Regions from separate parts of the Homo sapiens genome. Here region 2 is linked to region 1. Evidence: read pairs that join two places in POLR2A ChIA-PET (ENCODE). Cell type or tissue: HepG2. All regions are shown on one strand. Links, peaks and the distances in the headings refer to the core of each region. The heading gives the core; the rest is flanking DNA.

The links. Peaks named below come from ENCODE experiments on the same cell type or tissue, not always from the same donor. Only the 100,000 strongest peaks of a DNase experiment are listed, where the experiment ranks them.
Region 2: POLR2A ChIA-PET joins it to region 1 with 6 read pairs; 5 of 35 experiments call an interaction of 5 or more read pairs at or near these places.

Annotation. Positions count from the first base shown.
Region 1 is chr22:41,221,808-41,226,189 of GRCh38, forward strand. It overlaps L3MBTL2 (L3MBTL histone methyl-lysine binding protein 2), which reads left to right. Exons shown (of 17, transcript NM_031488.5): 9 at 2,213-2,444; 10 at 2,918-2,994; 11 at 3,160-3,264; 12 at 3,987-4,134. Among named protein-coding and RNA genes, the nearest start is that of L3MBTL2-AS1, 6.4 kb to the left of the region's middle. In HepG2, for the core only: no CTCF peak of the experiment used is centred there; a DNase peak (open chromatin) is centred at 1,834.
Region 2 is chr22:40,981,144-40,985,525 of GRCh38, forward strand. No RefSeq gene overlaps it. Among named protein-coding and RNA genes, the nearest start is that of RBX1, 32 kb to the left of the region's middle. In HepG2, for the core only: no CTCF peak of the experiment used is centred there; no DNase peak of the experiment used is centred there.

The DNA.
Region 1 (4,382 bases), core at 181-4,180:
GTAGCCAGGATGGTCTCAATCTCCTGACCTCGTGATCCATCTGCCTCGGCCTCCCAAAGTGCTGGGATTACAGGCATGAGCCACCGCGCCCAGCCTTTTTTTTCTTTTTGAGATAGAGTCTCGCTCTGTTGCCCAGGCTGGAGTGCAGTGGCATAATCTTGGCTCATTGCAACCTCCGCTTCCTGGGTTCAAGCAATTCTTCTGCCTCAGCCTCCCGAGTAGTTGGGATTACAGGTGCGCACACACCACCATACTTGGCTAATTTTTGTATTTTTAGTAGAGATGGGGTTTCACCATATTGGCCAGGCTGGTCTCGAACTCCTGACCTCAAGTGATCCACCTGCCTCGGCCTCCCAAAGTGCTGGGATTATAGGCATGAGCCACCATGCCCAGCCTTACATACTTGTTTACAAGGCACTGTGGGAATACAAAGAATACAGACCCTGCCATCCAGAAATCTCTAGTCTGGCAGAGGAAACAAAAGCCATGCACACAAGTAATTGTAATATAGCCTCGGTTCTGAGCCAGGGATGTGCCTGGCACAGCACAGGGTAAAGCCCAGTCTGGGGCGCCTCTGGGCTGTCTGATTCTGTCTGGTGTAGGACTCCTGTGTGGCACAGAATCATCTTTGTGGCATTTAATTTTAAGAAATGATTTAGTAAAAATTAAAAAGTCACATATATACATGGTAAAAGTGACTCATACCTGTCTCAGTGTCTCAGCACTTTGGGAGGCCAAGGCAAGAGGATCACTTGAGGCCAGGAGTCTGAAACCAGCTTGGGCAACACTGTGAGACTTCGTCTCTTGAAAAAAAAAAAAAACATTAGCTAGGCACGGCACAGTGGCTTACTCCTGTAATCCCAGCACTTTGGGAGGCCGAGGTCAGAAGATCACCTGAGGGCAGGAGTTCCAGACTAGCCTGGCCAACATGATGAAACCCTGTCTTTACTAGAAATACAAAAATTAGCTGGGTGTGGTGGCATGCGCCTGTAATCCCAGCTAACTCAGGAGGCTGAGGTGAGAGAATCGCTTGAAACCGGGAGGCCGAAGTTGCAGTGAGCTGAGATCGTGCCACTGCACTTCAGTCTGGGCCACAGAGCGAGGAGACTCCATTTCAAAAAAAAAAACAAAAACTAACAAAAATGGCGTTGGATTGTGGGCTGCACTGTGTTGGCTGTAGATGAAGAGAACATGGCAGGGAAGGCAGCCCAGAGGGGCCCCGAGCCAGGCCTTACCCTGTGTTTTCTCTCACTCTCCTGAGTGAGCTGCTGGGATACCGGATGTGGGACAGGCAATTGGTGTCAGGACGTATCCCAAGCCCTTGAGCTGGGCCAGAGGGTCTGTCTGGTTTAGGACCCCTGTGTCAGCTTTGCCTGTTGGCTGCTTTGTGACCTCTGAGACGCTTTCCTTCCTGGTGTGTTTGGAAATAGCACTGCTTAGTCTAGTCTAGGCTGGTTCTTCCTGACCCAGCAGTGCCCTGGGGCTGGAAAAGCCCTACACCCTACCTGTTCCCTGCCCCAGGCAGGACAGCACTGAAGTCACAGTGAACAAAAAGAACCTCCTCCTCTGTACCCCAGCACCATGGCTCTCTGTAGAGCAGCTCGAGGGCATCTTGGTCACCATCCCTCATTAGGTCAGTTGCTACCAAGGCACTGTGAAAGCACTGCAGAGCTGCAGCCCATCAGGGTCAGAAAGGGACACAGGAAGACTCAGTTCTCTGGACATGAGTCTTGTATGTGCCACAGGCAGAGGGCTGGGAGGGGGCGGGGAGGGCAGGATGCCTGGGGATCAGAGTGCAGAGCCCATGAGGAGCACAGGCTGCACACCAGCTTCCAGGCCCAGCTCTGGCACAAATGAGTCTGTGTAATTCTGGGCAGGCGTGACCTCTGGGTCACTTTTCCTTAGTCTAAAGTGCGTTTTGTGATTTGCATCAACTCATTGGCGTTTTGGTGGCAAGAAGTGGCATGCCCACTGCAAGCCGTGTGCCTTCCCTCTGTGTCCTCCTAGGGAGAGCTGTTGCCTCCCTCTGTGTCCTCCTAGGGAGTCAGGGCCAAGGTGAGCCTGGCAGCGCAGGCAGTCTCATCTGCCACCTCCCGACTGACTGAGTGTGGGGGATAACACCACACCTTCCCTGTCCTCCACTCACCAGAGCAGGAGGGTGGGTGGGAAGAGCCCTGAGCCATAGCAGGCCTGTGTTCTGACGTCGTTTCAGATGGTGGAGAGCATGAAGTACCCCTTTAGGCAGGGCATGCGGCTGGAAGTGGTGGACAAGTCCCAGGTGTCACGCACTCGCATGGCTGTGGTGGACACAGTAATCGGGGGTCGCCTACGGCTCCTCTACGAGGATGGTGACAGTGACGACGACTTCTGGTGCCACATGTGGAGCCCCCTGATCCACCCAGTGGGTTGGTCACGACGTGTGGGCCACGGCATCAAGATGTCAGGTTAGCAGAGCCCCAGGCCAGAGGGACTGCATGCTGTGCTTCCCCAGGGACGGAGTGGGAGCACCTTCCTACTCGTCACAGCAGGTCAGCAGGTGGAGGTTGGCATGGCCCCCCTGCAGTGATGATACTGAGCTCCAGAGAGCTTGAGTAACTTGACAAAAGTCACTCCACTCAACTTGTGAGTGGTAAAATCAAGATTTGAACCCAGATGCTACCAGCCCCGATCCTCTCCCCTGTCAATGCGGGAGCAGTCTGGGTTTCGAGGGCTGAAGAGTCCCTACAGAGAGCTCTTGATGTTTTCTGGACTCAACCTTTCTGTCTGCTACTCTGGGGTGGGGGGTCCTGAGATACAGAGATACAGCTGAGAACACGTGCAGAGCAGCCCCACATTCCCAGGGGAGGCGTGTGGAGATGGCCCAGGAGCCGCCTCCAACTCCCTTCTCTCCCTCATTCCCTATCCATCTCCTCCAAAGAGAGGCGAAGTGACATGGCCCATCACCCCACCTTCCGGAAGATCTACTGTGATGCCGTTCCTTACCTCTTCAAGAAGGTGAGGTTCAGCTCTTGGGCGCTTTTCCCCTCAGCCATGGGTCCATTCCGGGCCTGAGGGACCTGGCTCTTCCCCTGGGACCATCCCTTTCCCTCCTGAGGCCTGCTTCCCTCACCCTTCCTCCTGGCCTGCCCAGGGAGTCCCCAGCTGTCCCATTCCTTTAAGGTACGAGCAGTCTACACAGAAGGCGGTTGGTTTGAGGAAGGGATGAAGCTGGAGGCCATTGACCCCCTGAATCTGGGCAACATCTGCGTGGCAACTGTCTGTAAGGTGAGCCAGGGGCCGGCTCTCCAGCCTCCAGATTTCTGAGCGGGGGGACCCATGTGGCCCAGAGCTCTAACCCCACTCGCCACCGTCAGGGGGTCTGTGTCCCAGCCTCTCATCACTGGCTGCACCCAGAGTCCCTGACTTTTGTGAGTGGGGCCTGGCCTGCCCCTTGCTCAGAATCTGCTTTCGTGTCAGGGTCCAAGGCTCCCTGGACGAGTGCTTATTCAACACCTGAGCCTGGTCCTGTGTCAGAGTAGGCCCCTCCCTGTCACCTCACTGGGGCCTTCTTGCTGTGTGCCATCTCCTTTGAGCGCTGGCCTAGGCAAGAGCCACAGCTGGGGTCACCTTGCTCCAAACCTCATCGCCTCCTCCTGAGCAGCACCCCCACCCCTCCTTGGCCCTCCTGGAGGAGGCTGCTGACTCGTCCTCGCCGCGGATCCGCTCCATGCCGGGCGCGTGTGCTCACCCAAGAACACGGTCCAACAGGATGGACGCGGCCCCTGCTGGCGTGGTGTTTGCTGTCTAGTGGGGAAGAGAAAGAATCCCACGCGTATGCATCACAGAAGTACTGTGTGCCCCAGAGAGGCTCAGGTGTCCTCCAGGAGGGCCATGCCCTAGATCCGTTTGGATCCATTTGCCTCGTGTCCCTATTGGGGTGCGGTACCAACCCAGGATGGGGTGCAGTTCATGATATGATCTGTCTGCCTGCTCCCCCCACCCCCCAGGTTCTCCTGGATGGATACCTGATGATCTGTGTGGACGGGGGGCCCTCCACAGATGGCTTGGACTGGTTCTGCTACCATGCCTCTTCCCACGCCATCTTCCCGGCCACCTTCTGTCAGAAGAATGACATTGAGCTCACACCGCCAAAAGGTAAGACTAGAGAGGCCACCACCTGCTGTCCTTGCCATCAGAAGGGGCAGGGTGTCCAGGCGCGGTGGCTCCCGCCTGTAATCCTAGCACTTTGGGAGGCCGAGGCAGGTGGATGACCTGAGGTCAGGAGTTTGAGACCAGCCTGGCCAACATGACAAAACCTCGTCTCTACTAAAAATACAAAAATTAGCCAGGCATGGTGACAGGTGCCTATAATCCCAGCCACTCGGGAGTCTGAGGCAGGAGAA
Region 2 (4,382 bases), core at 234-4,233, 240 kb before region 1:
TTTGCAAAAATTTGCTTCCATTCTGTGGGTTGCCTTTTCACTCTCTTGATAGTATCCCAGCTGGACGTGGTGGCTTACACTTGTAATCCCAGCACTTTAGGAGGCCAAGACAGGAGGTTCGCTTGAGCCCAGGAGTTTGAGACCAGCCTGAGCAAGGTGGTGAAACCCCGTCTCTACAGAAAAATTCAAAAATTAGCCAGGCATGGTGCCACACGCCTGTAGACCCAGCTACTCAGGAGGCTGAGGTGGGAGGATAGCTTGCTTGAGCCTGGGAGGTGAAGGCTGCAGTGAGCCGAGATCACACCACTGCGCTCCAGCCTGGGCAATAGAGGGAAACTCTGTCTCAAACAAACAAACAAACAACAACAACAACAAAACCCATAATATCCTTTGATACACAAAAGTTTTTAACTTTGATGAATTGCAATCTATTTGTTTTTTCTTTTGGTGTCACATTTAATAAATTGTTGTCAAATCCAACATCATGAATATTTGCCCCTATATTTTCATCTAAGAGTTTTTGTGTTTTAGTTCTTAGATGTAGGTCTTTCATCCTATTTTTTTTGAGATGTAGTCTCACTCTGTCACCCTAGGCTGGAGTGCAGTGGCACGATCATGGCCACTGCAACCTCCGCCTCCCAGGTTCAAGCGATTCTCCTGCCTCAGCCTCCTGAATAGCTGGGGCTACAGGCATGTGCCACCATGCCCGGCTAATTATTGTATTTTTAGTAGAGACGGGGTTTTGTCATGTTGGTCAGGATGGTCTCGAATTCCTGACCTCCCAAATTACTGGGATTACAGGCATAAGTCACCATGCCTGGCCTACTTCCTACTTTGTTTTTGTTGTTGCTGTTGTTTTTTGTTTGTTTTGTTTTTGTTTTTGTTTTTGAGACAGAGTCTCCCTCTCTCCCCCAGGCTGGAGTGCAGTGGCGCAATTTCAGCTCACTGCAACCTCCACCTCCCGGGTTGAAGCGATTCTTCTGCCTCTGCCTCCTGAGTAGCTGGGACTGCAGGCATGTGCCACCAATCCTGGCTTTTTTTTTTTTTTTTTTTTTTTTGAGATGGAGTTTCGCTCTTGTTTCCCAGGCTGGAGCGCAATGGCACGGCCTTGGTTCAGTGCAACCTCTGCCTCCTGGGTTCAGGCGATTCTCCCGCCTCAGCCTCCTGGGTAGCTGGGATTACAGGCATGTGCCACCACACCCAGCTAATTTTGTATTTTTAGTAAAGACAGGGTTTTACCATGTTGGTCAGGCTGGTCTCGAACTCCTGACCTCAGGTGATCCGCCCATCTCGGCCTCCCGAAGTGCTGGGATTACAGGTGTGAGCCACCGCGCCTGGCCTACTTTGTTTTTTAAGATATTACCTCCCTTGCAAGTTGTCAAGAGAATGAGAGTTGAAAGTGAAGCGCCTGCCACAGAGCTGGACACATAGTAGGTGCCTAACAAACAGCAGCTCTCCATAGGAGAAGGCTGGTTCAGTCCCTTCAGGTTGAAAGGACCAGAGACTTCTCGGGTTCCCTCAAGCACACTGGTAGCACAGCAGGTTCACAGGAAATCCTCCCTGTCTGCGCAATCTGGCCTGGGAGACTGGAATGTCGCTCAGTAGGCCGCAGGCCTCCATCTGGTTGTCCCTGCAGAAGTGTCCGCTGCTTCTCAGCACCCACAGCAGATTTTTGTTGCTGCTTCTCTTTTCTTCTAGTGCCACTGTCTAAATTTAGATTCCCCTGAAGAAGAGCCTGAGACGAGAACTTGGTAGCTTATTTTGGAGTTGATTCCAGGAAGCACAGCGCGGGAGAGGGAATGAGAGACAGGGGAGTGAGGAAAGACACTGAGCAGGTCACCTCTGCGGACAACTGGGCTCAGTCCCCCGCCAGGCCCGCTGTGGGGACGTGCAGAGCACAGCACAGCACTGCACGCCCAGGGATGGGAAGCCCAGGTACTGAGCCAGGGCCTGGAGGTTTTAAATCCGTGGCCCTTCTGGGTTACCCTGCACAAAAGGCTGAGCAAGTGTTCACTGCTCCAGAAAAAAACCCCTCAGGCTGAGAAGCAGAGAGATGGGGGTACTGAAGTGAAGCTTGTGTGTGCAGGGAACCACCGCCTACACCTGCAGGTGGACTAAGAAGCCCCAAGGGGATACAGCGCAGGGGACCAACAGCTCCTGCAACCACCACGGCCTCTCCGCCGCCTTACTCCTGCGTACTCCTGCATGCTTAAAGCTTCTACTGCCTCAACTTCTACTTTTAGCTGTCATCTCTGTGGATCTCTGGGTTTCTGTGTCTCTGCTGCACAAATCTCCACGTAAGCCTTGCGTTTCATCTGTCCACAAGAAACAGGTGATTGGGCAGGACTGTTCACGCTAGCCCAGCTCACAGGGCACTGACCTCCAGAGATGGCTGCCCTTGCCACAGTCACCTGATCCTCTTCCAGTCCATGTGTCTGAAGTCCGAGGAATAGAGCATAGCAACTTGTTCATAAAAACAATTTGTGGGCCAGGAGCAGTGGCTCACGCCTGTAATCCCAGCACTTTGGGAGGCCAAGGTGGGTGGATCATTTGAGGTCAGGAGTTTGAGACCAGCCTGGCCAACATGGCGAAACCCCGTCTCTACTGAAAATACAAAAAATAGCTGGGCGTGGTGACGGGCGCCTGTAGTCCCAGGTACTCAGGAGGCTGGGGTAGGAGAATCGCTTGAACCTGGGAGATGGAAGTTGCAGTGAGCCAAGATCATGCCATTGCACTCCAGCCTGGGCGACAGAGCGAGACTCTGTCTCAAAAAGAAAAAGAAAAAGAAAAAAAATGTCTGACACCTTCTCTAGTCGGGGCTGTGGAGTGACAGCACCCAGGGTCTCCTGGATGGCTGATCTGTAGTAAGTACTGTTACCCCCTTTACAAATGAGAGTATGGGGCTCAGAGTGTTGGAGAGACTGTGCCCGGAGGCCGATTTGGACCTGAGTGCAGTCTCCTGACTCCAAATCTCATGTTCTTTCCACTGAATGACTTTACCTCTTATGCAGGGAACAAACTCTCCAAGTGTTGAGTATCATGAAATCTTCCTATTTGGAGCCGGGTGCCGTAGCTCACGCCTGTAATCCCAGCTCTTTGGGAGGCTGAGGCGGGCGGATCACCTGAGGTCGGGAGTTCGAGACCAGCCTGACCAACATGGTGAAATCCCATCTCTACTAAAAATACAAAAATTAGCCATGCGTGGTGGCCGGCACCTGTAGTCCCAGCTACAGGGGAGGCTGAGGCAGGAGAATTGCTTGAACCTGGGAGGCGGAGGTTTCAGTGAGCCGAGATCGCACCATTGCACTCCAGCCTGGGCAACAGACGAAGACTCCATCTAAAAAAAAAAAAAAAGAAGAAGAAGAAATCTTCCTATTTGGGGTGTGGGTGTGGGAGTCATCTCCCGATAGAAAGGGATCTGCCCAGGGAACCTCAGGCTTTCCAGGGCTCTGGGTTCCTGGGTGGCAGCACCTGCGTGGATGTTCACTAAAGCCGGAATAAATAAACCTGTAGCTCTCGAGTCAGATGAAATACAACCTTTTCCTGCCGGGCGCAGTGGCTCATGCCTGTAATCCCAGCACCTTGGGAGGCCGAGGCGGGCGGATCACGAGGTCAGGAAATCGAGACCATCCTGGCTAACACGGTGAAACCCCGTCTCTACTAAAAATACAAAAAAATTAGCCGCGCATGGTGGCGGGTGCCCGTAGTCCCAGCTACTCGGGAGGCTGAGGCAGGAGAATGGCGTGAACCCGGGAGGCGGAGCTTGCAGTGAGCCGAGATCGCGCCATTGCACTCCAGCCTGAGTAACAGAGCGAGACTCCGTCTCAATAAATAAATAAATAAATAAATAAATAAATAAATACAACTTTTATGAAATTCTAGTGGAGGCGAGTCATAGTAGACATCAAAGATTTCAGAAAATTTTGTGGGAGAAAAGCATTAGACTGAAAAGAATTCTATGTATTCCCTTAAATATTTCTCGGAACTGGCGTGAGCTATTGGTACCAGTCAGGTTCCTGGTGGCAAACAGAAGAGACCAACTGGCTAGCTTGTGCAGGAAGGGGATTTATTGGGAGACCATCAGACAGCTCAGCAAATGGCAGGAAGGGTTGGACAAGGGATTACACACCTGTGATCCCATCTCTTTGGGAGGCCAAGGTAGGAGGATTGCTTCAGCACAGGTGTTCGAGACCAGCCTGGGAAACATGGTGAAACCCCATCTCTACAAAAAATACAAAGATTAGCCAGGTGTGGTGGCACATGCCTGTAGTTCCAGCTACTTTGGAGACTGAGGTGGGAGGATCACCTGAGCCCGAGGAGGTCAAGGTTGCAGTAAGCCATGATCACGTCACTGCACTCCAGCCTAGGTGACAGAGCAAGAT